3 separate regions of the Homo sapiens genome follow, and regions 1 and 3 are each linked to region 2. The links are chromatin loops, found by intact Hi-C in ENCODE. Cell type or tissue: natural killer cell. All regions are shown on one strand. Each heading gives the region's core, and the rest is flanking DNA. Links, peaks and the distances in the headings are about the cores only.

Region 1 (10,204 bases), core at 1,337-9,336, 180 kb before region 2:
ATCACTTTTGACTTTCTTAAAGTCTTTGCTCAGTTGCTCATTCTCTCTCCCCACTTCATCGTCAATCTTTATCTTCCTAAATTATCTTTCCCATAACACAAAGATGCTTTATTATCTCCCATCTCCACACTTCCTTGACTCTGGAACTCCTGCTATTACCCCATGGTCCCCACCTTTTCATAGCCTGGCTTCCCAAGAGTGGCTTGCAAAAACTACCTTTACATTTTTACTGAATTCACTCTTCAACAAGTTCTAGAATGGCATCTACGCCTGCCAATTCACAAAAACTGCTTTTGTAAGACCATCAACAACCTTCATGGTACCAATTTCAAAGATCCATTTTCTGACCTTATCTTTATTGACCATCTAACGGCATCTAGTGATATCTTTAATGAAATAAGACCCAATTCTCTAAAATTGGCTGATGCAAAGAATCTCCAAATGGGAGAGAGGCGGTTGTGCCTGTAAACTTCTCTCCATTCCCAAGATGCATATTTATTTCCTTTGGGAGACTTCCCAGTAACCATATGCCACACAGAAGCCCCTGTTCCTTCTCTTCTCTAACTTCTAGTTCAGATGTGGTGGACTTATCTCTCAGTACTCTTAATTCAGATGTAGACTTAGGCTCTTCTTGAAGATCTCTCAGCACAGTGGGAACATGTAAACAAACTTACCTGAAAACTCAGGAATAACAAAAGAAAATACATCCAGAAAGAATTTAGCACACCAATATTCTGTTCTACAGGCATGGCTCATTCATCTGCAGTGTGGGGCTCCCAAAGTGCTCAAAAAGAACGGTTTGTGGTCCCACTGTTACACATGAGGGGTCTCCTTTGGGCAGAAAATGACCCTCAAAACACAAATTCCTTTTTTAATTCTCAGGGGTAAACAATGTGTCATTTAATAAACTTTCATTTATATATGTGATCAAGAACTATTTACAAATAACCTATTGAGTTATTAAATATTAGATCAACCAACTTGGGTTGTTCATTTGGTATTGAATAAAATTAATTATAAGTTTATATTCATCAAATAAGTGACTAAATAGTTGGATTCCCTCAAGGGATTTATTCTACAAATAAGTCTGTGGGCCATATATTTGGCAGCGTTGCAAAGCTCCAGCTGATAATTACAATACTATTATTGTAATAATAATAATTATTAAATAATTACAATACTATTATTAAATGTACATAAATGTACACAGAAGAGAAAGGGGGCTTTGGCTTGCCTACGAATATAGCAGTGCAAAACAGTAGAGAGCCACTGTGCCATTTTTTTCTAACTTTGATCGATACCATGTTAGCAGCACCTCCCAGAAACCAATTTTCTCTCAAAGCTAGATTAAAAGGACCATCCTCAGAATAAAAGTTTCAACTTGATAGTTTGATGTTAGAGTTAAAGGGAACTCCTATACTTTTGAAGGGAAACTTTGTTGTTTTGGGCTAGTACTTTAAGAACTCTGGATATGCTTGAGGTCATGGACTCCATAGTGACAGAGGAAAGGTAGCCTCTGGAGGAAAGGTTAAGGCAGAATGGAAATAGGAAGCGCTTCACCAGTTTGTTGTGGTGGTTCCCAGACTTTTGGATTTCTGGGATGAGTAAAATTTTAAAAGTGGAAGAGTAACACAGAATGACTAACTTTGTATTTTACCAAATAAAGATATCAAAAGAGAAAACATTATCTACTATTAAAAGAGAGGAGTATTTATGATAATAAAAGTGAGGATATAATCTTAGAATAAATAAGTATAATTTACAATATATGTTATAATTGAGTATGAAAATCTCACCGTATCTTTTTTTTCCATTTTGCTGCAGTGTGCACCAATGAAAAGTCCATCAGGGATTTGCTCTGCCATATGGGAATCAATGCTCCATCAGACAGCTTTACAAAGCTGCCATGTGTGATTCATATTCGCAAACTGTGTATTATTTTTATTGTCTATTTTTCTAATTTTTTCTCATCCCTGAATCCTTGGTAAAGTTTGGTTTACATATTCTTTCATCACCTCAGTAAAAAAAGAAATACAAATATAATGGACCCTTTGAAACCAGGGTGGTGGTAACTATGATAATATTTCATAGATTTCCAGGAAAATGTAAATCTCAGGGAAGAGAATTTAAGATAAATGTCCAGATGCTTATTAGAAGTAGAGATGTTTCATTGTTCTATCTATTGGAGGTTTGTGGTTCAATTTATTTAAGGAATCTGATGGTTTTCTAATGGACCTTCCCAACATTTCTGGAATTGCCTTTTTAAGATCCCTGAAAATGGAAAGGAATTCCCTAGATATCCCAGTTTATTCCCACACCCTAACACTGAAGAGGAGTCCCCGAAACATTTCAGCCCTCCTCATTTCTTTCAAGCTTACATTGAAAGATATCAGCTTCAGCAGATAACATGTGAAGGAGGCTTCATTGGTTGGGGTGGAGGGGTTCTCCTTGACATTGACCTCACTGTACTCCTTGGCCATCTTTCCTCCAAATCCCCTGGGGCCATGCCTATCTCACTTGTAAAGTCAACAGTTGGTACACAATCAACCAGTTGAAAAGCTGGCAGAAGTACCCTCTGGGGAAAAAACGGTGTGTTAGAAAGCAACGGTTTAAATGAGCAAGGCCGCAGGAACTCAATGACTCAGTGAAGGTGGAAAACCAAGGAGGTGAACCATGGCTCCTAAGTATTCATCAGGCAGCCACCATGTTCATGTGTCAAGGTGTGTGATTGTTTCTAGTCTTAGAAAGGTCAACTCTTTCTTTCCTAGACCACTGGTAATTTAGCTAAAAAGTAAGGTATTACTGTTAGTCAGGGCCTTTGGCCTGCTTTGTTCATCACATTTCCTATGTTGGTGGATGGAATTGTTGAGGCTGCCCACCAGACAAGTTCAATGTGGATACATTAAGAAAACCCTAAATACAGGTCTGCATCCAGAAGCAGTATTTGAGAGTCTATTGAGATTAGTGCTGTAAAATTGAGCAAGTAAACAAATAAAAAAAGGTAAAAATAAAAAGGGAAAAGGCAAGTAAGACTCTGGGAAGTACAACTAATTTGTGGATCAGTCATCCTGTTTCTACCACACAGTGCAGTGTGATCTGACAAGGCTGAGCAAATGTGGTTTTGGCTTTGCACAGCTGAGGCGTTTAACTGCATCATGCTGAGGTGGACTGAAACTTCAAGGGCACCCAGTGACTTATGTGTTTCGTCACCAGTCTGCCCACTCCAGCATTTATCAGCAAGGCAATGCTGTGTGTGTGTGTGTGTGTGTGTGTGTAGGTATATATATTTAACTTCACACCATGGTGTCTGATTTATAATTTCCCGAGGGCAATATTTTTTTACAGCGACTGGCAGAATTTTTTGTTCTTCATTAGGCCTTTTATTAACCCACTGCCAGAGCTCTGTATCCAACCACTCCCAGTGTTTCAGTGATCATATTATCAGTAATAGCATATTTCCTCTGGGAGATATGAATACAGTCTATTGCAGGTGGAATGCTGGGAGGAGGAGGGATAGAGTGAAGTGTTCACATTTCTATCTGCACTCTGCCTTCAGACTCTTCCCACTAAACTTGCAGATGTTGCTGACTAGTTATTTTGATGGTTCCTTAACTTCATTATTATGTATAAGAGCACAAACTTTATTTATTCAGAAAGTTTTGTAAAGCTATGATACCTTCCTCTGTAAAAAGTAGATTTGACCACACATTTGGGGTTCAAATTCCTGAGGTTTCCATAAGTTGTTTGCTATTACCAAAAAACAAAGTCTAGATGGTTAATGGAAGTCTAGATGGTTAATGAACATGGACGAGTTTGAAAAGAGCCATATCATGCAGAGCGGGTGGGTCCTTCCTGTCCGGCTGAAGAACTCAGATAAAAGGAAATATGAAAGCCTAAAGCTTAATTATTATCATCACTGTGCTTCCATTTAGAGAGAAAGAAATGGTCCCAATTACAAGGCTAGCAGAATACTTATGAGGCCTTCTGGTCTCTTTGCTTGCCTTTAGTCAGGACCACATATAAAAACACTTAAATCCTTGGGTTAGAAGAGAACTGTTGGTTTCTAAAGAGATTTTCAGGAAAGGAAGTTCCATAAATTTCCTTGGCATTACATTTAAGCCCCTAACACCACAAACTTATCAAGTATGAACATTTACTAGCAGAGTATACTTGAACAAGTCACTTAATCTTTTGGAATCTCATTTATCAAGTGCAAATTCTAATAAGAACTTATGAAACACATTTTATTGTTGTGAAGATCAAACCAAGCAACCCACTTAAAAAAGATTTTTCAACTGTGAAGTACTACACAATGGTAAACTACTATGATATTAAGCATAATTCCCATTCATGTAGTATCTCTCAAGATTAAATACAATTAACAAAATACACTGAGCACCTTAACAGAGATGGAAAACCAACTGACCTTCTCCCTCACTCCTAGTACCTATATTATATTGAAATAAGAGGGAATATTTTGTAGGAAGAGGGCAAAATAACATGTTCTGTCATTAAGACTTGAAATATTGAGGTCCCTACACTGGGTTATTCATTTTATTCCTTGACTCTGGTTTCTATGCCATCTGAATTATATTCTAAGTGGATAAGAAAAGAAGTAACCTTACCCCATTACCTGAGACTTTGGCTATTATAATGACTGAATCTATCTTCCTAAGATCTTTTTTCAGTGAGTTAACTGGATAAGTATGTTGAGAAGTATCTCCTTGAGTATCTGATGACTTCCAATAATGACGTGAGATTTCAGCCCCCTCACCTACATAATTCTGTTTACTTAACTTTTGTAATTGAGATACTGCCCAGAGAGTGGTGGGGGAATCACTCAGTATTGAAGCCAATTACTGCGTTTGGATAATATTTTTCTCTAACTTTTTTTTTCTTCAACAGATTGTCCATTGTATTTTTTTTTCTTCAACAGATTGTCCATTGTAGAGTCAAAGGGTTTGTGGTAGGGTCAAAGTTTTCAGATATATCCAGAAGATCAGTACTTTAAAATTACTCACTCACAGTTAAAATAAAGAGAAATAAGCAAGACAGGAAATGGGAAAGGAATATTTGACTCAGTAGTTGTGGGTTAGGTGGGCTTTACATGCAGTCATTCTGTGTGATCTGGAGTGACTAACAATGTTCATCTGAATGGACATGGCGTTAGGTGCCTGAAACTGGTCAACAGATCTGTTTTCTCTGGCTAACATTTCCTAATGCTTTATACCTAGCTTGGCCAAAAATGGCCGAGTGAAGACAAAGAAAAAGGGAAGTTTTCGAAGCCTACCTTGACACAAGGAGGGCATCATCTTCATAAATGGTGAGAAGCTAGAAATAGCTTCTACTCGACTAAGTTAACAATCATACAACTAGTACACTAACTTAATAGCATTTTAAAAAGGATTCTGTCCCTTTTCTTGAAAGACAATATACCATCAGCTCCTTAACCATACAAAAAAGCATGACTCTAACTTCAAAGAATAAATTGTAAGAAATCCCCAAAGTTTGACAACAATGTTTACTTGTTACCTACTTAAAAATTTTTTTGAGTCCATTCTTCGTGCCAGACATTATGCCAATTTCTTCTTATACATTATCTCATTTAGTTCTCACAACAAACCTAGGAGTTGGGTACCATTACCATTTTCATTTTTCAGAGACTCAAGAGGCTGAATAATTTCTTTAAGGTTATGTATCCAGTATAAGGCTACATTTATATGATAGAAGGAGAGTCAGGATTTGACTAGTCAGGATTTGACTCATTTCTGTTGCTCTCCAAAGCTTTCTCTCTTAATCACTACAATAATATCTCTCTGAAGAGTTCAGTTATAGAAGACAAACGGAGTAGCAGAAGCAAGTTGTGCTGTACAATTGCTTATTCTCTTGAGGTGTCTCACAGAATCACCACCACACCCTTCGAGAGTGTCCTTAAAATACTGTTTTTTGTCAGCCAAGAATAAAATGGCTTTTGCCTCTGGCTGTTGTTCTCCACACATGCCACAAGGTGGCTCAGTGTAGAGTGACCTCCCTTCTCAGTGTGAATTCCCAGAGGGTAGAAAAGGTGCGGGAACAAATTGCTGTTTCCTGTCCTATTGGATTTCACTGGCACTAGCTTATCTGCCCGATTGACTTTCACTAGCACTAACTCATCCCTGTCTTAAAGAACAAAGAGCCACACCTCGGCTGAAAGCTTAAAGTTGTACTTACTGGACTCAAAAGGAGACTCATTTGAAACTGACCTCAGATTTCCAATGGGAGTCTTTGTAACCACCTTTAGCTTCAAGAGACCAGATGCTCGTTGGTAATTATTTCTTCAAGTGCACAAAACAAATCCAGGAAGAGCTTATACAATTTCCAGCAGAGAAGTTTGTAGCTTAATCAAAAAACATCACACAGACACACACACACACACACACACACACCCCACATCACACACCCCTCTCCCCTGCCAAAACTGGCTGCTCGTAGAGAACACCTGGGCAGATGAGAAGCTCCTTGAGCAATAGATGACAGAATTTGTAAGGAAGGTCAAGGTTTACTAGGTTGTGATCAAGCTCACCCCCACCCTCAACCCCTTATACTTCCACCTTCAACCTTTGGAAGACGAATCTTTTCAGAAAGAAAATTCTGTTCAGACTGTGGAAGGGTACCATGGGGTTTGCCTGTCGCTAAAGCAGAAATGAACTTTTTCACCCCTTTTAAATATTTAAAAACAGAAAAATCTCCTGATAGTGGCATATAGGTCATAAAGTACCAAAAAGTATATCTGAGAATATGTCTGCCTTTGAGATCAGGACTCCTGATCATACTTTGTCCATTTTTATTTGCTTTACTGTTCAAATGTGAGTTACCAAAGTCCTAGCACAAGAAATAACTCACATATCCAATGCCTCAGGAAAGGGAGATCCCTTTAGGGTAGATGAAATTAATGTTCTGTCATTCAAATGGGTGTCTTTAGGCTTAATGTGGTCATCTTTTCCCATGGAACAGGGACAGATCAACTTAGCCCATACATACTGGCTACAAATGACTAATAATAGAAACCCTACTCTTTGAAAAGAATGGGGGTAAGCACATAGATCCAGCTGGGATGTAAGGGCTTGGAAAGAAGTTAAGGAGAATCAGATACTTTTCATCCATTTGATAATCATGACTTGGGCTGACCCTGTGCTGAGACCAGATCCTGTCCAACTATTTTATTCTCCTTCTAAGAAAGAACAAGATATGGACCATTATAGTTCCTTGCTATAAGGCTACATTTTACGTGATTTGTTGTGAGACATCTCTGATCAGGAAGAGAAGATTTGAGATAGAAGGAGACCTTAGAAAGCATATGATTGAAACTTTAAATTCATAACTGTCCCCACACAGAATTACCTTCTATCCTTCCTATGGGCCCTGACTTCTAGATGACCTATATGTATCCATATTGATTGTATCATAGGTAGCAACCAACCCAAGACAGAATTGGAGTTTAGTCTCAGTGTGTGGAACTTGTATGTGTTAGCTGGTTGGGGGGTGGTAGTTGGGACAGCCATTTCCTGCCTTGTAAACTGAGAAGCAGGGAGAGAAGTTCTGAAGAGAGAGAGACAGAGAGAGAGAGAGATAACAAGAGAGATCATGAGGAGTGCAGTGATGAGAGAGGTGGAGTGTTGTGATGAGTTTCTAATTCCCCTTCTCTGTGTCTTTGTAAGGCTGCAGAACTCTATGGGATATCATCACTGTAGCCTCATAAAAAAATTTTGTTAATTTTCTTGCATTTAGTCAGTTTCTGCTACTTGCAATGAAAGGTTTTTTAACTAACACCAGTTTTTGTGTATCTCTTTTATTCCAAAATTGGCAAGAGGCTTTCTAGATTACTTGTGTAGAAGAATAAATGGACAACAAAGAATCAAGGGATAATTATCAATCATCCAAATATCTAACAACTTCCATTGTATACCTTTCCAGTTAATCTGCAGTGGTCCCCAGATAAAACTTTTCTGTAAACCCACTTGTAGTGTTTCTCCAAGTTTGATCCAAAGACCCCCTTTTCCTATGAATCTGCTTGTCAGAGGAGAGGTTCCAAAGTCCTGCTCCCTGTTGAATTAGGCTCCTCTCTGAAGGTAGATCCAGGAATCTGCATTTTAAACAGTGCCTCAGATAATTCTTAAACTCTGTTGAATCTGGAAACCAATGGATTAAGGAATTGATAGGACCTAAAATTCTGTGATTGGTCCAGGGAAAATGAATATGCTCCATTCATATTTCTGATTCTGAGATCACATTCCCTCAATCTTTATTAGCTGGGGTACCTGAGCAAATGTCTTTTTCTTCATGCCTTCTTGACTCAACTATTACAGGCTCACTACTTAGGCTTTTTTTTTCTTCCCTTCTCAATTTGGGTTCTTAATTAGATAGGATTAGCAGGTTTTTGCATACAAAACTCGGCATTTTCTTCTGGCAGGATTCAACTGTGCAACTATACTTGTGACAACAGAGAAAGTTAGTTTGCAGGTTCCCTGGCAGCCATTGGCAAGATTTGGTATAAGTTTTGTTTAAGCTCTTTAAAGCTTCTCTGGCACAGGACCAAGAAACAGGCGCTTAAGAAGGGGGAAAAAATCAATGGGCCAATCAATATGATGAATATATGGCTCCATTAGCTACTTCCCGGTCTTTAGGATCTGGATGATGGTTTCTGCATTTTCTTTGTTTCAGGTTTTTGATGGAAAATTAGATTAGGGGAAACTGTCACTGCCTGTTTTAAAGCTGCCTCATCTTATCTCAATGGCCAGTTTTGGACATTTTCACTCTTGAGGCATGAGAGATTTAAAGAGCCTGTTGGATCAACAAGTCTGTTTTCCTTCCCTAGCCCTCCCAAGAGTTTAAGACCTCCAGAGATGAAATTCAATTGCCTCTAACCTACTCATTACCTGGTGACTTCATTCAGTGAATTATTTTCTTTGCCAGGCTGACTTGAACACTGACCCTGAATTTGTTTCCTCAAGTGCCTTGTTTAGCCACATTTTACAACTCTACTCTTGACTGAGGCATACAGGTCAAATTGTTATAAAGGAAGAAAGGTTCACAAAGTGAATACTCCTCTTCAAGTGATTCTGGAAACTTGAGAGGAAATGATTTTAGGGGATACAGAGGGGCACAAGCTAGTTAGTTTTTTGAGCTTCCATATTGAAAAATAATGGCTCTACATAGAACACAAGCACTCTTCAAAGATGTTTCTGCAAAACATACTTATTCTAGTAGAAGTAGTGCTACTGAGGAAGGTTTTCTGGTACAGGGTTACAGTAAGAACTTCCTAAACTTTTAGTAAACCGAAAAGGGGCTTTTCAGAAATGTCCTCTTCTTTCAGAGAGAGGTTAGATACATACAATGAGTACTGAGTCAATGTTTGTTTTTTGCTAAGCACTCAGTAAATTCTAGCTGAGATCTTATACTAAACTGTAGTCCTAACAATGAAAGTGGGACTTGTTTAGCAGTTTATGTTTCTATTGTATGGGTGAATGACTTGCTAACTTAAGTGACTAGGGCTTCATTAGAGGTTATTATGATAAAAAAAAAATTCAAGTCCTTAAGGGTTATAAAAGGGTAGTAATAGGCTCTTCTTACCTCACTGTATTTCTCTCAGGAATACACAATGAACTCCATACAGATCACTATATAAATCTAAGATATGAGACCCTATCTTCCTATAAGATACTGACATGAGAGAGGACCTCTAGGGACCTATAACTGAGTCACCAAGTTGGACGTAAAAAAGCAACTAAAGGAAATAGGCTAGCAGGTAAGACTCAAATAAGGTGTTTAGAAGAGGGCACTGTGCATATAAGGAGGATATTGAAGACAGTTGAGATCACCAAAACGATGAGACTTAAAATTGTCTAGGACACAGTTAGCTTACGGCCATAACAGGAGATGTAATTAGAATGTTAGATCGGGGCAGAATGATTGGGGCAAAATGACAGGCATCTTTCATTTTGCCAATGAAAAGTTTGTATTTAATTTTGTAGGAAACTTCGTGATATTTATTTACTTAAGTTTTAGCTCTGGATTTCCTGACTGTGAAAGCAAAAATAAAATTACAGTTTTTTTCTATGGAAAAAAGATGAATGTATGCCAGTTAATCAGATAGGACAGTTTGTTTTTACCCTTTTTAAAGGAATATTGACCAACACTATGGACAATATTTTTAACAATTTTTTCC
Region 2 (10,204 bases), core at 894-8,893:
GTGATAGATGCAATTCATTTGCTCACTCAAGGAGCATTTTGGGGTACCTATTGTGTGCTCATCCTTGGCACTTTGAAAAATTTCCCCTTCTTATAGAATAACAGGGGAGGGGTTTCAGGATTAGGGAGGGGGGTTAGAATCAGGGCAGAAGAAAATGTCTGTGAATGCCTAAATTTTGTCTCAAATTTGGAAACATTATCATTTGTTCCTTAGCTTTCATTAGATTCTCAAAGGAACTCAATGATCCCCCAAATGTTAAAAACAGTAGAGCATTAGAGATGGAAGTAATCATGACTTTTTGCCCTATGGCTCATTTCACGGTTGAACCCCCTTATTTCATAACTGAGAAAATCCAAGCCCAAAAACGGACATGAGTACTTTGTTCAAAAATCACTCATCTGTTTACTGATAGAGCTCTGTTTAAATTTCAGTGGATTTCACTTACCTCTTGGGGGTTCCACTTGAAATGATAACCATAGTTTAACCAAATGTCATATTGATATGAGCATCCTAAAACACAGAATGGAAATGCAGTTCTATAGCAACAAAATGTTGCTATCCCAGCAGAAAATAAAACTTTTCCCATGGTTTTCTTATTCTCTACCCCATTATTCCCAGGCAAAGAACAGGGGTGGGAGACAGGACTCCTTGCATGGCTAAAGGCCATGGAAACTTGAGAGAATGGCTTCAGTGAACCAATACTCTAGGAATCTTGGACATGTGAAGAAATTCTACCCATTGATCTCAATGAAATGGCAGCTGAGAGTGAGACTGGGTCTTCTCATTTAAGTTCCTCTTTCCTGGTATAGTGCATTGTGTTTTGTTGATTAGAAAATGATTCATAATACAGTATTAGTATACCTAGTAGACACTGAACATGTTAAGTCAGAGAATTCAGAGGGTTTCTGGAGGACTCAGGAGAAACAGACAAGATGTGAGGAAGGAAATGCAGACTGTATACATTCCTAGAACCACAAAATAGTCCAATAAAGTAGAGGATACAGTTGTGACTGAACTGCCAGGACCCATTCCCATTGACATAGCTACAGGGCCTCTCCTCAGGTGAAAGAAGTTGTACAGACAAAAGGCCATACATCAATTAAACCATCGTTATGGATGGAGCAGCATACTAGCTCCACCATGAGTTTGAGTTTAAGAGTTTGGGAGAGTTCCTTGCAGTTGACAGTGGGAAGATCTACTTGAGTTATCAATGAAAGAACTTGTATTAATTCTGCATACACTGGAATTTCTTGAGGACTGAACATATTCTTCCTTGACTGCTGATATGACCCTGGTGAGTGTAAGAAACCAAGTGTGCATCCACCTAGCCTCTCCTTTCTGCTTTGGTGGTTACTGCAAGGTGAGAAGATACTCGGATGAGGAAACCGTAGAGCTCCTTCTCCTCTTGGGATGGCTTTTTTGGACTGACTTCATTAATTTATGTGAATTTTCTGGTTTCTTTTTGTCTCTTGAGCCATCTATGATGGAAAAATGTTTCAATATTGTTAGTGAATTAATGGTGAGACTATAAAGACCTATGCGTGTAGGATATTTCTCTTGAAAAATTCAACTTCTCTAGTCAGAAGTCCAACTCCACCGATTTGAACTCTTCTTCAGCCTAATGGGCAGCACAAGAGAAAGAGAGGGGCTCACTTCCAGATTCTGTTCACATAACTGTGAGACTATGGCAAGTTCAATCATTATCTCCAGGTTTCTGTGTTTTCGCCACATAGGAAGAAGGATTTTAAAACTGCATGCTAATTAATGCTTTGAGAACTCTGGCTACAAAGCTGCTTCATGGTGTAATATTAATGCTGTTGGCACTGCTTTCTTTTACCTTCGCCAACACCAAGACTTTTTAGAGCACTAAACTCAGGAGACTTCTTTTTTCTTTCTTTTATTTATTTGTTGATTTTTAAAAACTTTTTATTTCCATAGGTTTTTGGGGAACAGGTGGTATTTGGTTACATGAGTAAGTTCTTTAGTGGTGATTTGTGAGATTTTGGTGCACCCATCTCCCGAACAGTATACACTGAACCCGATTTGTAGTCTTTTATCCCTCACCCCCTTCTTACCCTTTCCTCCTAAGTCCCCAAAGTTCATTGTGTCATTCTTATGCCTTTGTATCCTCATAGCTTAGCTCCCACTTATGAGTGAGAATATATGATGTTTGCTTTTCCATTTATACGCAGGAGACTTCTTTTGAGGAACAAGAAGGTTAAGCTGTAACTGCATTTTCTAGACCCTATTGCTTAAGGAAATTTGTCCCAGGAAGATTCCTGAAGGGCAGTTTAATTAGCCCTAAGGTAGAACAGTGGCAGAAAAATTGGGGCCAAACTGGTACTTTGCTCTATCTTAGGCCATCATGTTTATCTGACCAACTATAAACTCCATGAAAAAAATGGGGCTACCCAATGATAAAGTCATGTTTTTGTACATGTCAACTTCATTTACCTTCCACATAGGTGAGCAAGGAGCAGTCTTTCTTTCTAAAATACTAGTCTGGTTCTGCTACTCTCTTGCTTAAAACTCTCTGGTAAACCTGTGTTGCCTAGAAAAAGGCCCAGTCTTCTTAGAATAAAGCCCAAAACTTTTCTCTTTCTTACTGTAATCTATTTTTCTAGCTACCTTTCACCCTCTGCAGTACATTTTCTCCAGCCATAACTGAACAATGTCTTTCTGACATTGCAACCTCTTTTCACACCTCATACTTGTTTCTTCAACTGGGATAGTTGATGATCTGTTACAATCTCACAAGTGTCTCCTTCCTTTAGAAATTTGTCCTGGCCAGGCTTTCTCAAAGTTAGAGTTATTTGCTCTCTTATTTGTGATTCTTCCAGCCCTTTATAAATGTCTTATTGTGCGTTTCTCTTACTACTAATGTTTGAGCTTTTCAGGAATCAAGATTAGTTGTGGCTGCATTCCCACAAGTGGCACAGTGCCTAGGACAGAGTGAGTGGTAAGTTATGATGAGGAAGTACCTGGATGGCTATGGCCAGACCTTAGATAGCACTGCCAGTGAGGGTGTTCCACAGAACACCTTTGACTGAGTGGGAGAAATGCAGGTCAAATCTTTTTTTTTTTTTAATGTAGAAATACAGACAGAATCTCTTTTACTATAACAGCTATAATTTCAGTGTTATTCTTATTCCATAGCATCAACTCCTTTACAGAAAAAAGACCGATGACACCCTTTGCCATTTAAAAATTCTCACCACATATTGAGCAACCCCAAAAGAATACTCATTTGCATTGACTCAGAGGGTGCCAAGGACTGATACCGAAGATTTTTATGTTGAAAAGCAACAGAGAGTAGTGGCTGAGATCATGGATTGAGTTGAAATCTCAGTTTTGCCACCTACTAGTATGTGACCTAGGGGAAGTAGACTAATTTCTTTCTGTCCATAAGCCCTTTCTGCCCACATATTAAAAAACGAGGATTATAATTGTACTTACCTCATAGGCACCATGAGACAAGGAATAAATCTGTTGATATTAAAAGCTGAAAACAATATCTGGCACAACATCCTAAAAAGCAGTGTAAAGTACTTATCAAAACACTATTTTGTGGAAGATATATCTGACTCTGAGTTTTTATTTTTCCATTTACTAGCAGCGTAATCCTAAATTGTAAATGTCCATTGTCCTTAAACCTTAGTTTTCCTTCTCTGTAAGTTGAAGCTAATAATTATGCCACTTTTAACCTTCATCCATTAAGTGAGATACGTCACTCAAAGCATTTAGCATAGTAAGTGTTCAACAAATTCTACCTACTGCCATTATTTCACGAGATAGGCTGTCAACAAATATTTGGGGCTAAATCTTAATTGATGAAATCTCAATTTCATCATCCTAATGATGAAACTTCTTTTGCTGTTAACTTTTTAATAATGTTTTTAATAGCAAGTGAGAAAAATTTCACTTTCTATCTCCTTTTCCTTACTGGCATGAGTTAAGAGTTGAAAAAAAGAGGTCTCTTGTATCAACAAATTGCCTGTAAATCTAGTCACAGAATGTTATGTCTATGGAATTTTAGAACAGAAACTTTATCTGTCATAAATTCTATCACAAATTTTAACTGCTTAATTTTAAATCAGTGGTTCTCAGTTGAGGGTGACGGTGCCCTCAGCTTCTTCCTTACAGAACAATGGAAACTATCACAACCGGTGGTAGGTGCTACTGGCTTCTAGTGAGTAGAGGCCAAGGATGCTACTAAATATTCTACAGACCATAGGATAGTCCCCTACAGCAAGAAATAATCCATCCCAGAAAGCCAATAGTGATGAGGTTTAAAAAAAACTCTATTTTAGACTTAAGGAAACTGAAGCTTAGAGAGGCTTAAATGACTTGTCTATGGTTGTAGGATTTGATAACATTAATTTCTTGCTGCATTTGATCTATCATGACATCCTAAACAATCCCAGCAGAGAGAAGACAGCCTAGTATTCAGACTCCTTTCTCGGCATTCCAAATCCCTCTACTCTCAGTGTATAGAATCTCTATTTTCTCCACATATCAGCTTTCACCCCGTTGTCCCCAGCTCACCAAAACACACATATGTGCACACAATTCCATCATGGAAAAGTAATGCAGAGAGAGTTCACCAAAGAAGCAAAGGCAAATTATTTTTCCTGGGCATATCTGTTTCAAACCAACCAATTCTATTACACAGTTAGCCCAAACAGAAGCCTGGGTGAAAAGGCAGACCAATGTACAGGTCTTTGTTGCCGTAGGACTAGAACCGGGCCAAGGTTCCCATGGGTAATAATCATGGCTTTGTGCTCAGTGAAGTCCACAGGTAACTGCAGAAATACTGTGACTACAGAATAAAGAATAAGAATAGAAAAAGGGGCATGACTTGATGAGCAAACCACACAGATTCACAGGAAGTAGACTTCAGCAGTTCTAGTATCTGTGGTTTTCTTGAATTCTTTTCAGATCTTATTCTGGGAAAAGAAAGTTATCAGGTCAGTAGTGTTAATGTGCTTTGTTTTGTTTTGTTTTTGCTCTGTTCTACATGGGCAAAACACGAGGAGATAAACATTTTCATGGTAGACTGGGAATAAAGAAGAAAAAGTGATCCTGAGAAGAAACCCCTGATGCACTTCAGGGAGGGGAACAGATACACAATGAAGTGAAGAAGATGCATATAGTTTTTCAACACTAAGAAAATGACTGAAAATAGTTTGTTCTCTTCTAATATCATTAATGAAACCACATAGTGATGTCACTTCTGATCACGCTGAAATTTGAGTTGCTGATCTTGCGATAACAAGCTTCCTCTTTGCGCGTTCACAGCGTGTCTACAGTGGAAAAGACCTTCAGGTTAAACGTGAGTGGGTGGAACTTGTCAAGAAAAATAACTTCACCACCACAACAACAAATGACGGGAGAGACAGAAACTTCTCTGGGAGAGCAGAAGGAAAAAAGCGAAGTCTAAGTATTATTAAACATGTGAAAGAAGAGTCATTTAATAGGAAGTAACTCATTCACACAAATGTAACTTTGTGGTCCCTCAGAAGTACGTAAATACTACCAATCAGTCCACCACAGATTATCATCAAAATTTCTTGGGAAATGCCTCATTAAAGAGTCTTTATAGAATAATATGAGTGTGCATCAGTCAAATAATTTCAAGAAGACGTTAAACACTAGCTCTTAGAGATGTAAATTTCCTTTCCTTCCTTGGGTACTACATTTTGCCGTTGTGAGTTTTAAATTGAGGCTAAATGTGAACCCTTTGAACCATGCTTATCTTCATAGGAGAAAGCCGTTTCTTGTTTTTAAGAGGAAGGCCTTAAATGGACTGAAGAATAGTGGTTTTGGCATTAAATTGCTCTTCTCAGATGTATTTATTACATGATGAAATTACATGATTATTATTACTTGCTGAAATAATTCCATAGCATAGGACTTGATGAATAATTGGTGAAAAATCTTTTAGAATTTATAGTTCTCAGACTTTGAAAAATATTTTTAAAAAATTGATATCCCCAAGCCCACCCACCTCATTACATAATCATGTCTATCACTTTTTAACCCTGATGCTGTAAACCCTGTATCCCCTCCATTAACAGAGTGTTGGTGTGCTTTGTTTTGTTTTGTTTTGTTATGTAACAGTTTCAATGAAGCATTTAATCGGAAAGCATAATCAAAATATGTCGTATGTGACATATTTTGAGTTGCGAATTGGTTTATTCTCTACTCTTTACTGAAGTTTGTCTCTATTGACTGGTGGCCTGTTGAAGATCATAAATGTCTTTGTTTTGATTTTAGGGCACTGTGTTTCTTAAAGTTGGAGTTCCTGGACCACCTGCCTCATAGGTCTCCAGATGTGCTCATTAAGAAATGCATATTTCTGTGCCTAATCCCAAGCTTACTAAATCAGAAACTCTTGGCAAGGGGGAGACTGAAATCTACATTTTCGCCTGTTTCTTGACTGACTCTTGTCTGTGTGGGGGTGAATGTTAAAAATTTAAAGGAAAGAGAGACCTATATGCAACTTACAAATAGAGACGGAGAGAAATGACAGTAAGGTAGCATAAGGAGACACTTTGGAAAATAGATTTTTTGAGGAGGAAAAAAATTATATTGCAAAATTATTTTTAGGTACACAAGTTATTTCTATATTTTGTCCTTTATCCATGCTCTTTATTTAGCTAATGTATCCCTCTTTTCTCAGATTTTATTTTTTTCATTTAGTCTAACACCTCTGTTAAAAGAAAAGAAGGGAAACAAAGAGGGAAAATAGGTGAAACTAAGGAGTGTAATATGCTCTTAAAAGCAATTTAACATTGTTTAAATGTATCTATCTTGACCTTTTCAATGCCATCTGACATTGTTTAATTTGTTATTTGTATATTATCATATGTTGGGAAGTGAAAAATAACTGGAATTATTTTTCAGACCTCAATGTTATTTACTATATTAAATTTATTTGTTTATTTTAAAGAAGACCACATAAAAGTATAGAACACTTTTTAAATGTATGCAAAGAAACATCTATTGTTAAAGTGTACCTTATGCTTGACACTCTTCGATGATTTTAGTACACTTACTATTTTCCATGCCATAATAAGAAACTGTAGCACTTTTTGTAGCCTTTCAATGAATTGAATCCTCTGAAAATTGCTTCTAATAAAATAAAAAAAACCTTTCATATCACCAAATTCCAGTCACAATAGCAATCTTGAATCTGTTTGCCACTTAATTTCCAGCATGAGAAAGAAATAATGTTTTGGGGACCATTATGTAGACTATGCCTCTGACTTCTGGGCCCACATTTAATTTCCAGCCTGTGAGGATTAAAACCTGAAATTATGTTGTTATTTTAGTTTAGAATTCTTTGTATTTTCATAATCATCATTAGCAAGATTCAGAGTTATTGTTATAATCAGCTGTAATGATAGCTGTAATTATTAACAATGCAGGGCAGACAATAAGATTTGGACTGAATCTGAGGCTCAGTGTGTATATCACTGTGGTCATTGTGCCAAACTGCACCTGAAAATGGAATGGACAGCTGGTCTAGCATGGTTACACTTGCTCAACATCTTGGAAAGACATCAGTAGAGCAGACAGTTTTGGGCCTGGTCCTTCAGTGACTTCAGAAGAGAGACCTTCTTGACCATGAACGTGTGTTTTCACCAGAAGGTGAAAAATCAAGATAGATTCGGGACATTCCTTGAAATGTTGGTGATAATAGGTGAAAACTCAGGTAGGGATTAAACAAAATTATAAGGGGGAAAAACACAGTCTACAAAGAATGATGAAAATCTCTTATAGATTATTTTCAGTGGAAGTTGTCTACTGTTATTCTAGTCCTCATTGGCCATCTTTGCAGATGCAAACTTTCCTCTACCCCTCTGCGTGCTGTCTCTTCCAGCCTGAATCTCAAAACTCATTAAGAACAGTTTTACCATAATTTCCAAGTGACCTAAACATATATTAGTTCCCCAGAGGCATGGCACAGTGTTGGGAGGAGATGACAGGGGCAGGCTGCAGAGGACGTTGTGAGAAGGGAAGCCCAAGCTAAGCTGCTTTTACTTTCACCAAGCTGCATTTTGGGACAGGTTTAGTCAGGGCAAGGCTAAAGCAAAATTAACCTCTAGTCTCTCATCTGGAGGCCTGCTAGCCTTTCTCTAAGCACAAGAACTTCAAAATTCATTTGGGGTTTGTCCTTTGCCTTTAATAAAATTTAGAACAGCATTTCTGTCTTCGTAATGATATTTAGCCCAAATAACAATAATTCTAAAATTGGCCTTCTTACCTGAAAAATTTAGAAATGTCAACTATCCTTTTAGATATTGAATGAATACACACATACTCTCTTTCCCTCTCTCATAAACGCACACACAGACACACACTCACACTCACACAGCCATAATAATTATTTTACTTTCTCTCAAGTGAAACTACATTTATTCCACTCCATTTTGAGGGGAAGAGGCAGCAAGTGATTGGGGCTAAAGAGTCTGGTTAGCAGAAAATGATAGAGAGTTGGGGCTGTGGGAAGAGCAAGGAAAAAAACCACACCTTGCAACAAACACTCAATGCTGGGTTGATGGACTAGAAGCTTTTTCCCCCCTTTAGAAACAAAAGTAAGAGCCAAGTAACTAATGACTAGTGATATGAATTACCAGTATCAGGACACTAAGTTCTGGCCCCACTCCACTGTGACCTTTGATATGGCTTTAGGCAGATCACTTTGCCAATCTGTGCTTTCAGTTTTCTCATCTGTGAAATGCGTTTAATCATATTGACTTGTTTCCCAGGGAAGTAATGTGATATATTAATATTTGTGGAGCACTTTGAGATCTGATGATAAAAGGTGCATTACACTAAGTAGTGTTTGCTTCTCTCCTTGTCTCCTTACCCCCAACAGATAATCTATACTCCTATCATATGCATATTTTTGCAAAGTTCATGTAAATGACTCCGGGCTGTTTTATTTTTAAAAAATTAATGCTGTGATGTTTCTCCAGAATCTGACAAAACCATAAAAAATAAAAAGAGTAGCAGTGGCATACTATGAAGGTTAAAGTCTTGTAAAAATCCGTAAGAAAACAGATTTCTGTTCTAAGCTTGTGTGGGGTTATTATAAGCAACAGTCAGTAATAATGATTACAAAAATGAGGAAAAATACATTGACAGTGTCATTTGAAAACAATTGTGTTAAGAGGCTTTTTACACTCATTTTACACAGTGTAGGTATCCAAAATGGGTTTTAGAGGATATTAAAAGGATTGTTTTTCAAGGTATTAAGTGTGCGAAGAACAAGAATGAAAAAGAGAGAGTTGGCTGATGGAACTCAGCTCAGAGAAATGACCTAGCCACACAGTGTGGAGGGAAGGTGTAACAATTACTTCCTCTCTGGGCTTTTAGCAGTTCAAATATCTTTAAACAAGAAGAGATTGCCTTTTACATGTAATTCAACCTAAAATATTTTCTTCGTTTTTCCCCTCTTGCAGTTTCTCTAGACATTTGCAAACTCTTGATATTGGAAGTGAACTACATTTCATTGTTATTGATTTGATTGGCAAAAAGTGTGAGCAACATAGTTCCTCTTTTCCAATCCCTAATATCTTTCTGCTTCTCTCTCATCCCACTTCAAAAAAGTTCCTCATCTTCCCTTCCGTATCTTAGTTAATGTAACCATCCTTCTTCCGTTCAGCCAGACTGGAAACCACAGCCTTCTCTGACCTCATCATGATGCTATATGTCATACCTAATGTCCCAACAGTGTCCTTAAATGACCACTTCTCGGAATTTAATGCAGCACACGTGAATGACCTAAAGATCTTATACGAATGCAGATTTTGATTCTGGAGGTCTTGGATGGGCCCGACAGTCTGCATTTCTAATAAGCTCCCAGGTTGTGGCCATGTTGCTGGTGCATGAACCATAATATGACTGGCTAGGCATTAACCTTCGTTTTCAGGCAAGACTTTGGCTGTCTACTGATACAATTCTCTCTTCTTTTTTAGAAAAATATCCAACCCGAGCAGGATAAAACTGATCATCCTGAGGATATTGCCCTTGGAGTTAATTTTTTGAGAGAAATAAAACAATAAACATCATAAGACACAAACCCCAAGCAACTGGTGAGTAAATGGAGCTTCTCTATCACTCATATTCTCTTCTCGGACAGCTGTTTGCATTCCACTCCCTTACACATTGTTGTATGTTCTGTTTTGTCATAATG
Region 3 (10,204 bases), core at 658-8,657, 61 kb before region 2:
TCCCAAAATGGTGGTCTAGAATACACAAATGATTTCAAGAATTCTTCTATGTTCACATTAGCTGTTTCAGTTTTATTTATTTTATAATTACTTGATTCCAAGTGAAAATAAGGGAACAGAGTTTTAAGCATTAATCTGTTCTTGTGCCATTGAGGACTTGGTGAGTAGGAGAAGCAGAAATTCCAGTGTTATCAAATAGTGAGAGATCTTATGAAGTCAGTGTGTAAAAGTAGTGAAAGGAGTAAAGTTGCACACAAGGACAGGTCTCAGCCTAGGAAAGGGTATGTTAAAAATAGGTCATTTTGAAAGTCTTCAGTAACAGTCAGGTTTCCAGACTAGTTCACTCTATTTCTAGCATTCTTTGGTTGCAAGTAGCTGTACCTGACTTCAAAAGGAAAAAAGGAGTGGAAGGAAATTCATTTTTAAGATGTGTGATAACTCACAGATATAAAGGAAGAGCTGAAGAACTGAGCCTTGAAATTGACAGAGGCCAGGGCAATGTAGATGTTATACACAAAATACTTAACAACAGGTACAGTGCAGATACTGACCAAATGGAATGGATACCTATGTGAAAAATGAGTACAGTCATAGCAGAGTATATTGACTCAAGATGAGCCCTGCATTTGGGAAGTTGGACCCAGTAGACTATCTCTTAAGGGAATTCTCATGGAAAGGAGACAGTGACAACTCTTCTTTCCTGTTGCCACTTCCTTTAAGATGAAGAGTTCATTATTTCAGCTTGGGTTTTTGCTTACAGCTTGTCAAGGAGAGGGCACGGCAACTAGATCTACATTCCACCAAATCTGTTGGCGATAATGGAAAGATAGTTTTCAAGGGAAAAATCAAGGTGCAACTATCAAAAAACTGAGATTGGACAAAACAAACACCACCAAATTCTATATAAACTTCAATAATTGTAATGGAAATTACTTGGTCCTTCCCATTTAGCTGAATCACCTACTGTCACCTGTATGGAACTCTTCTCCTTACTTAATCACATTATTTTTCCTCTTGATCTAACCTTTCTTCTAGTCTTTCCCTTCTTCTTCATTCCATAGTGTTCCAATTGTACTGTGAATTGAATAGATTTGAAGAGTGCTAGAAGTCTTAAGCTAAGGATATAAGCATCACTATGACATTATATCTCTGAGAAAATATGTTTTGTTTTATAAATAACAGAATGAGTTGTTTCAGGAAGATCATGTGTCTCTTGATGCAAAAGTGATAGCTCCAAAGAGGTTACAAAAAAACATGGTAATCTTCTTAGTATTTTTCCTTTAAATAGTGTGATTGTCTTGAATGTAGTGTAGAGATTTCCAAATCAGGGAAAGACTTTTCTTTCCAGTTGAGTTTTCCCATCCCTTTCAGGCATAGGCCAATCTTGTCACTTATATTCACAGGTACTTGTATGTTGGAAAGTATCAATACATAAATACTTTTTGATAGCCAGGGTTATTCAGTTTAAGAACTGGTACAGGCCGGCTGAGGTGGCTCATGCCTGTAATCCCAGCTTTTTGGGAGGCCGAGGCGGGCAGATTACGAGGTCAGGAGATCAAGACCATCCTGGCTAACACGGTGAAACCCCGTCTCTACTAAAAAATACAAAAAAAAAAAAAAAGTAGCCAGGTGTGGTGGCGGGTGCCTGTAGTCCCAGCTAATCAGGAGGCTGAGGCAGGAGAATGGCGTGAACCCAGGAGGCAGAGCTTGCAGTAAGCTGAGATAGCACCACTGCACTACAGCCTGGGTGACAGACAGAAACTCTGTCTAAAAAAAAAAAAAAAGGAACTGGTACATAGGGAATATAGATAACGCTAGCTGCCATGGGGCAAGCCTTTTTACAGGGGCTTAACATATATAATGTCAACACTGAATCATGCTTTAATTTCATCCACCTCAAAAAGCCTTCATTTGACTCTACTTTTCACAGAATTTATCATTCCTTTTTTTTTCATTTTCAGCAAAACTTCTTGATAAAGGCATCTATTCTTATTTTCTCAAAAATTTCTCTTATTATTGTTTTTTAAACTTGGCATAGTTAGGCATCCTCCACCCCCATCACCATTCCAGCAAAACTGCTCTTATCAAATTAACAATGATCTTTATGTATCCAAATCAGTTCTCAGTCCTTTTCTTCCTATACAACCTACTGGCAGCATTTGTAGTCACTGCTCCCTCCTTTCTTATAGATATGCTTTCTTGATTTGGCTTCCAGGGGTGTTCCCTTGAATTCTTTCCTCCTTCACTGGTTACTTATCTGTTCTCCTGATCTGTGGTCATCTTCTCTCTCTAGCTCTACTCACTTGCCTGTTGATTTTATCCAGTCCCATGGCTTTAGATATTTCTGAATGCTGATGACTCCAGAGTTGAAATACCCAATTCAGATATCTTTTTTGAGCCCTAGTCTCATAGATCCAATTGTACATTGGACATCTTTTCTTGAGTGTTTAATAGACCTCTGAAACTGGTTTTGCCTAACTTAGTTCCTAATCTCGCTGCCCTGAAACTTGCTCAACCCATAGTCTTCTTCATTCAAGCTAATGGCAATTCCATTCTTCCAGTTGCCCAGCCACAAAATCTAGAGATCTTCATTCTCTCCCCTATCTTTTACATGTAATATTCAATACATCAGGAAATCTTATGAGCTTTACTTTTAACTTAGATCTACATTTTTACAACTTCTCATCATTCTACCGTTTTTTGGTTGCTTTACTCCTCTTCCATATTCTGCCTCTAAACCAGTTGTTCCACTACTATCCTGTGTCCTCCCAGTTGAAAAAATTTCAATACAGCAGTCAAAGGATTTTCCAAAAGCATCAATTGGATTACATCACTGCCTTCTTAAAACTCTACAAAAGGGTCTCTGTTTCCTTCAGAATCAAAGTCCTCACAATGGCCTTTAAGGCCCTATGTTATCTGGTTCCTATCGCCCTTCTCACCTTTTCCCTACTAGTTTCTTCAATACTTATTTCCAGCCACACTGGCCTCCTTGCTGTTAGAGTTTTTACTTATCTGATCCTGATGCTTGTAATGCTCTTCCCCTCCTATTCCCACTTGACTGACTTACAGACCCTCCTCAGGATTTTGCACTAATCTCATGTCTCAGTGAGCCCCACCCTGATCATCACATTGCACACTGAAGCATGGTCTGCCTTCCTTTCAACTCAAAAAACTTCCTGCCAAACTTTCAAACCCCTTTCTTTTTCTTTTTTGCTATAGCATTTATAACCATTTAGTGTGCCATTCAAATTATTTATTTTATTTATTATGTATCATTTGTCTTCTCCCACCACAACTCAACCTCCATGGGGCAGAGATTTCTATTTGTTTTGCTCACTAATGTATTCCCATGTGCCTAGAACAGTGCCTGGGACTATCCAAAAATATTTCTTTGCATGAATAAAACAAATACATCGAATACATGATTTCAACTTAAAGAAATCCTAGTGGACATGAAGTACTATCCTCCTTTTAAAAAAGAGGAGACTTAGATTCGGAGAGATTAAGAATCAAGAAAGTTCACAGAGCTAGTAAGTGTGGAACTGGGATTCTAAACAGGTTTATATATCTCTAAAGTCCTTGCTTTTATTCAGAAAGATTTTCTTTTACTCACTTTTTGATGTAGTTCTCTCCAAGGATTGTTTAAGAAGGAGTAGGCAGAGGTGAAGCTAGCCAACATTTAGTCTAGTATCTTTTCTTAAATTTAATTATTATATCTCAGTTAATCCCCAAAATATCTCTTCAAATTATGAGCTTATTCCTATTTGCAGATAAAAATCTGAAGTTCAAAGAACTTAAACAATTAAATGACCTGTGTAATGCCACTCTATTAATGGCACAGCATTTTGAGTTCAGGCTTTTGATTCCAACACTCTATCATGGGACATTTCCAATATATGAACTTGTAAAATAAAATTGTGGGACGAGATACCTGAATTGCAAGGAAAGAGAAATACTTCAAGGAATGAAAAATGTAAAGCCTTCTCCCTGAAGCTTCTATTGAGCCAGAAGGAAAAATGTGAGCCCTGGCTGGAGGGTGGACATAAGCTTAATAAAAAACAAAATCAAAAAAGTTATGTTGCAATTTGTTGTTTGAGAGCCAAGCTTCAATGTTGCAGGCAAGGCAGTGTGGAGTTAATTCTTTTTGTTAAAAAACTGAACTGCAGCTATGTTTTCTCCAGAAATTTTGTAGCTTCTAAAGCTTTCAACTATTTCTAATGACGGCATTAAAGGGGATGGGAGAGAAAATATCAGATCTCATTTAGACCTCAAGTGGTAACGTAGTAAAGTGAACTTGCTTCACATTTGCACTGCGGCTTCCTTGCTTATCTCTCTCTTTCTTTCTCTGATTCTCAGCTGTAGGTGACATTGTCGTGGCCACACTGAAAATCTTCACCTGCTCTGTCATCTCTGAATTTATGTTGCACTTTTTGGTATCAGCCCCAGTGATCTTCTCTCTTTCTCTCTCTCTCTTTTTTTTTTTTTTTTGCCTTTGCACCTTTTTGCTCATTCACTTCCTGACAACATAATACTAATTTTCATTCTGAAACTGTATTTAGCCCTCTTCACTATTGCCAGTAATTCAAAACCAATAATTCCCCAGACTGCTTAAATTCAAGGAACCACACTAAATTTCCAGGTTGCTATAATGATTTTCTTTGAGAAATCCAAAATAAACCTTCTCACCATGTTTCTGCACATAGAATGGACACTTTATAGTATCTTCCATCTTTATGAACTCTCAGGATCTCCATAGGTCTGTGTACGGCAATCACAACTCTTAGTTTATTTTCCTGATAGTGACCTCAATAATCAAAAACTCCTTCCATTGTGGAAGCCCAGGAAAACTGCAAAAATAGTCACTTTGCTGAATGGAAATGAATTACATTTTGGACAGAATTGAGTGAAAGGTTACATTTGAAAATTTGCCCTGTCTTTAAATTTTGCCATCACAGTTGTAGTACTTCTGGCTGGGTAAGATTTTAATCTATGAGGATATTTCCATATTGTATATTTGAACAAACCACCAGTCGTGAACATTTAGTTGTGCTGAATACACTGGAGCTATCAGCATGCTGTCTGAGCCAGTTGGACTACTTCTTCACATTTTATGTTAATAGTGGTTCTGGATTAGCCAGACATGTTTTGATTTTTTAAGAATTTATGTATGCAGAACTGGACAACCATAAATTCAAAAGTACATAGAAATTATAAAATTAATTGTGAATCCCAACTTGAAATATGTGTAGAATTCCATTACTGTGTAGAGTACAAAAATAAGTAGGAGAATAATAATTAGGATAAATATTAGTTGCATCATGCTCAGCAATTTTTAAATGGTTTCACATAATTATTTTACTTGATTTTTCAATATCCTCAGATAGTAAATTTGACATGTTTTTATCAGTTTCTTCATTTTACCAGTGAGGAAATTAAGAATAAATGAGTAAATAAAAAAACCTAAAAGGTCACAACTCTATAAGTAGAAAAGATATACACAAATATATATGCCCTTGACTCAAATTACATGCTCTTACTATTACATAATATTAGGACTTATAAACTAAAATCAAACAACTTTAAATGAATAATGATAACAAATTAGAATAAATATTAATAATCATTATATTAAATATTATGACTACAAGCCAGAAAATCAAAACATTAACATTAGTCTTTTGAAAAGACTGGCTTCAAAATGAACTTAAACAATTTGCTTTCTGTGAATTAAACACTGAAGTGTACAAAACAATTTAAAAAATGATCATAGCCGTTTTTTTACAGATTAGAGAAAAGATGCAATCATGTTCCTTTGGCCTTTGGAGGAGGAAGAGAAAAAAACTGCATTTTTCCTATGGCTAGCAAAACTGCTGAAAATGGATGAGTCGTCAATTTTGATAAGATCCATGACTGGTATCATAATTTGCAGTGATTCATCTGTGATTTTTTCCCCTTCCAAAATAAGGTCTGAAACAAAACCAAAGCCTTGGGAAAAAGATAACAACTGGCATTTTTATCTCTTTTGTGTGTTCGTATGTGTATAAAATGGAACTTATGATAGATTTAGAATACATTTGATTCTGGCACAGTAAGCGATCTTAAAGATCATCTGGTCCACCCCCTCACCGCCCTTCCCCCAAATTCTAGGTTGAAGAAAATAAGGCCTCAGGGAAAGTCCTTCCAACTAATTCTTGATAAACCTAGGAACAAAATTCAATGCCTGTTCAGCTACACTAATTGTTCCTGGGATATAATATTTCTTCTTCATGGCTTATTTTTAAAAATTAGAAAAAGAACAAATGTTATCCCTCTACCTTCCATCATGTTTAGCCATTCTTCTTTACTCTAATGGTATGGAATTTGACATTATAGTTTATAGATAAATGTATGTTTCACAAACACTATAAATTACTCCATATTATGATGCTTTATTCTCTCTCTTTTATTTGTGCCTGTGTTTCTTAGTAAAACCAAAACTCACATCCTCATGTGAACCTACAATCCCCAGGCATTCAACTCTATACTACCTAAGTTCACTAGATATATTTTTTAAAGTTTCTCCTTTATTAAATTTGCAATTAAAAATCAATTCTGAATCTTTGAGTTTTTTCAAAAAGGAAGCCCAAAGATTGGAAGGAGAAAAACAATAGTACTGTTTTTGTATTTTTCTCACTAGCTTTTAGGCATTGTTTAGACAATGACCTAGAGGAATCATTCTGACTACTGGTAATTTTTGCTGTAGCAAAATTTCTCAAATGAACGTCTCTGTTGAGATTTTTCTCAGTTCAATTGCATTTCTGAACAGGATATATTATCTGTTTTCATCATATTTGGAGGTACCATTTTAGATGGATGCAAATCTCAATAGATGCTGAAGAATCATTGACACTTTGGATTTGTGTGTGCACATGCCAGTTACCCGCTCTTTGCCCACCACCTCTGTTCTTCATAATAAGAAAGGATAAAAGGAAATGAGAAAATGAACAGTGAAAATAATATTTTTTTCTTCTGTTTCCCTTCTTATTTGGTCTGTGGCTTTTTAGAATGGTAGTTCTTTGTAATCAGATATCACACCTTTCTAGACATTTCATTCATCACCAAGAACTGTGTAGACGTCCAAAGCATAACAACAGCAATTATATAATAATGCTAATACTCAATTCTATATAACTTTGTGACATACCAAATTCCCAGCTCCAAATTTCTATTGGTTAAAGTTTTGAACCCATGTTTGGAACTACAGGCATGCACCTCAGAGAAATAGAGGGTTTGGTTCAAGACCACCACAATAAAATGAATATTGAAATGAATCAAATCACATGAATTTTTTGCTTCCCAGTGCATACAAAATTATATTTAAATTATCCTGTAATCCATTATGTTTACCATAGCATTATACCTACAGAAACAATGTATGTATCTTAATTAAAAAACACTTAGCAGCTAAAAATTGCTGACAAACATCTGAGCCTTCAGCAAGTTGTAATCTTTTTGCTGGTGAAGGGTCTTGCCTCAATGTTGATGGCTGCTGAATGATGAGGATGGTAGTAGCTGAAGCTTGGCTTGGCTGTTGCAATTCCTTAAAATAAGACAATAATAAAATGTGTCACATCGATTGACTCTTCCTTTTATGCAAGACTTCTCTGTAGCATGTGGTGCTGTTTGATAGGTTTTTACTCACAGTACAACTTCTTTCAAAATTGGAGTCAGTCTTCTCAAACCCTCCTGCTGCTTTATCTATTAAGTTTTTGTAGCATTCTAACTCCTTTGCTGTCATTTCAACAATGTACACAACATCTTCACCAGGAGTAGATTTCATCTCAAGAAACCACTTTATTTGTTCATCCATAAGAAGTGACTCTTCATCTGTTCAAGTTTTATCATGAGATTGCAGCAATTCAGCCACATCTTCAGGCTCCACTTCAGATATAGTCTGGCTCTGTGTTCCTACCCAAATCTCACGTTGAATTGTAATTCCCAGTGTTGAGGGAGGGAACTGGTGGGAGATGGCTGGATAGTGGGGGCAGATTTCTCCCATGCTGTTCTCTTATGATAGTGAGGTCTCATGAAATGTGATGGTTTAAAGATATGTGGCCCTTTCCCCCACGCTTTTCTCTCTATCCTTCTCCATCATGGTAAAACGTGCCTGCTTCCCCTTTGCTTTCCATCATGATTGTTAGTTTCCTGAGGCCTCCCAGCCATGCTTCCTATATGGCCTGTGGAGAATTAAATCTCTTTTCTTCATGAATTACCCAGTCTCAGGTAGTTCTTCATAGCAGTATGAAAATAGAGTAGTACAGAAAATTGGTACCAGGAAAGTGGGGCACTGCTATAGAGACACCTGAAAATGTGGAAGTGACTTTGAAACTGGGTAACTGGAGGAGGTTGCAACAGTTTGGACAGCTCAAAAGACAGAAAGATGTGGGAAAGTTTGGAACTTCCTAGAGACTTGTTGAATGGTTTTGACCAAAATGCTGATAGTGATATGGACAATGAAGTTCAGGCTGAGGTGGTCTCTGATGGGGATGAATAACTTATTGGGAACTGGAGTAAAGGTCACTCTTGCTACACTTTAGCAAAGAGATTGGTGGCACTGTGCACCTGCCCTACAGATCTATGGAACTTTGAACTTGAGAGAGATGATTTAGGGTATCTGATAGAAGAAATTTCTAAGCAGCATGTGACCTAGCTGTTTCTGAAAGTATATGCTTATATGTGTGAACAAACAGATTATCTGAAACTAGAATTTACATTTTAAAAAGAAACAGCATAAAAGCTTGGAAAATTTGCAGCTCAGCCATGTGGTAGAAAAGAAAAACCCATTTTCTGGGGAGAAAGTCAAGCCTGCTGCAGAAATTTGCATAAATGAAGAGGAGCCAAATGTTAATAGCCAAGACAATGAGAAAATTGTTTCCAGAGCATTTCAGAGACCTTCATAGTAGCCCCTCCCACCACATGCCCAGAGGCCTAGGAGGGAAAAATGGTTTCATGGGCCAGGCCCAGGGCTCAGCTGCTCTGTGAAGCTTTAGGACATGGCACCTTGCATCCCAGCTGCACCAGCTCCAGCTGTGACTAAAAGAGGCCAAGGTATGTCTCAGGCCATGACTTCAGAGGGGGCAAGCACCAAGCCTTGGTAGCTTCCATATGGTGTTGGGCCTGCAGGTGTGCAGAAGGCAAGATTTGAGGTTTGGGAAGTGCTCTGCCTAGATTTCAGAGGATGAATAGAATTGCCTGAATGTCCAGGCAAAAGTCTGCTGCAGGGGCAGAGCCTCATGGAGAACTTCTACTGTGGTAGTATGCAGGGGAAAGGTGGGGTTGGAGCCCACACACATAGTCCCCACTAAGGCCCCAGCTAGTGGAGCTGTGAGAAGAGGGCCACCATCCTTCAGGCCCCAGAATAGTAGATTCACAAACAGCTTGCACCACGTTCATAAATAATCCACAGGCACTGAATGCTAGCCCATGAAAGCAGCCAAGGGGTCTCTACCCTGCAGAGTCACAGGGGCAGAGCTGCCCAAGGCCTAGGAATCCCACTCCTTGCATCAGAATGCCCTGGATATGAGACATGGAGTCAAAGGAGATTGTTTTGGTACTTTAAGATTTAATGACTACCCAGCTGGGTTTTGGACTTGCATGGGGCCTTTAGCCCCTTTCTGTTGGCTGATTGCTCCATTTTAGAATGGAAGCATTTATCCAATGCCTGTACCCCCATTGCATCTTGGATATAACTAACATGTTTTTGATTTTACAGGTAATAGGCAGAAGGGAGTTACCTTGTCTCAGATGAGACTTTGGACTTGGACTTTTGAGTTAATGCCGTAATAAGTTAAGACTTTGGGGGACTGTTGGGAAATTATGATTGGTTTTGAAATGTGAGAAGGACATGAGATTTTTGTTCTTCTGTACTTTCTTTCTTTAGTTGAGATCATACCTCTTGAGTGTCGGGTGCTTGGAAATTAATGCCCTTCAGAGCATCCTTCAACAAAGGTTGGTGGGTAACTCTGAGGATATGTCCCACATTGGCTCCCAGACTTCCCCAGTGGAATTAAGCTCCAACTGACCCAGCAGGAACTTGTTCCATAACCCTCTATTGGCTACCTAACTTTTGTCTCTTTCCCCGTTTCCCTTCTGTACTTTCCTGGAATCATCGCCCTAATAAATTATTTGGACTTGAATCCATGTCTCAATATCTTCTGAAGGAAAA

What was found. Hi-C counts contacts between places; a loop is a spot of excess contacts. Peaks named below come from ENCODE experiments on the same cell type or tissue, not always from the same donor. Only the 100,000 strongest peaks of a DNase experiment are listed, where the experiment ranks them.
Region 1: it touches region 2 in a loop (4-fold over the local background); 38 of 110 quality-filtered maps call a loop at or near these places.
Region 3: it touches region 2 in a loop (6-fold over the local background); 9 of 110 quality-filtered maps call a loop at or near these places.

The regions. Positions count from the first base shown.
Region 1 is chr3:18,553,567-18,563,770 of GRCh38, forward strand. No RefSeq gene overlaps it. Among named protein-coding and RNA genes, the nearest start is that of SATB1-AS1, 110 kb to the left of the region's middle. In natural killer cell, for the core only: a CTCF peak has its summit at 6,038 (motif pointing right); DNase peaks (open chromatin) are centred at 3,175 and 6,005.
Region 2 is chr3:18,735,968-18,746,171 of GRCh38, forward strand. No RefSeq gene overlaps it. Among named protein-coding and RNA genes, the nearest start is that of SATB1-AS1, 300 kb to the left of the region's middle. In natural killer cell, for the core only: no CTCF peak of the experiment used is centred there; DNase peaks (open chromatin) are centred at 3,274, 4,894, 5,294, 8,034 and 1 weaker place; H3K4me3 peaks cover 946 bases; H3K27ac peaks cover 6,376 bases.
Region 3 is chr3:18,675,078-18,685,281 of GRCh38, forward strand. No RefSeq gene overlaps it. Among named protein-coding and RNA genes, the nearest start is that of SATB1-AS1, 230 kb to the left of the region's middle. In natural killer cell, for the core only: no CTCF peak of the experiment used is centred there; a DNase peak (open chromatin) is centred at 4,364; H3K27ac peaks cover 3,104 bases.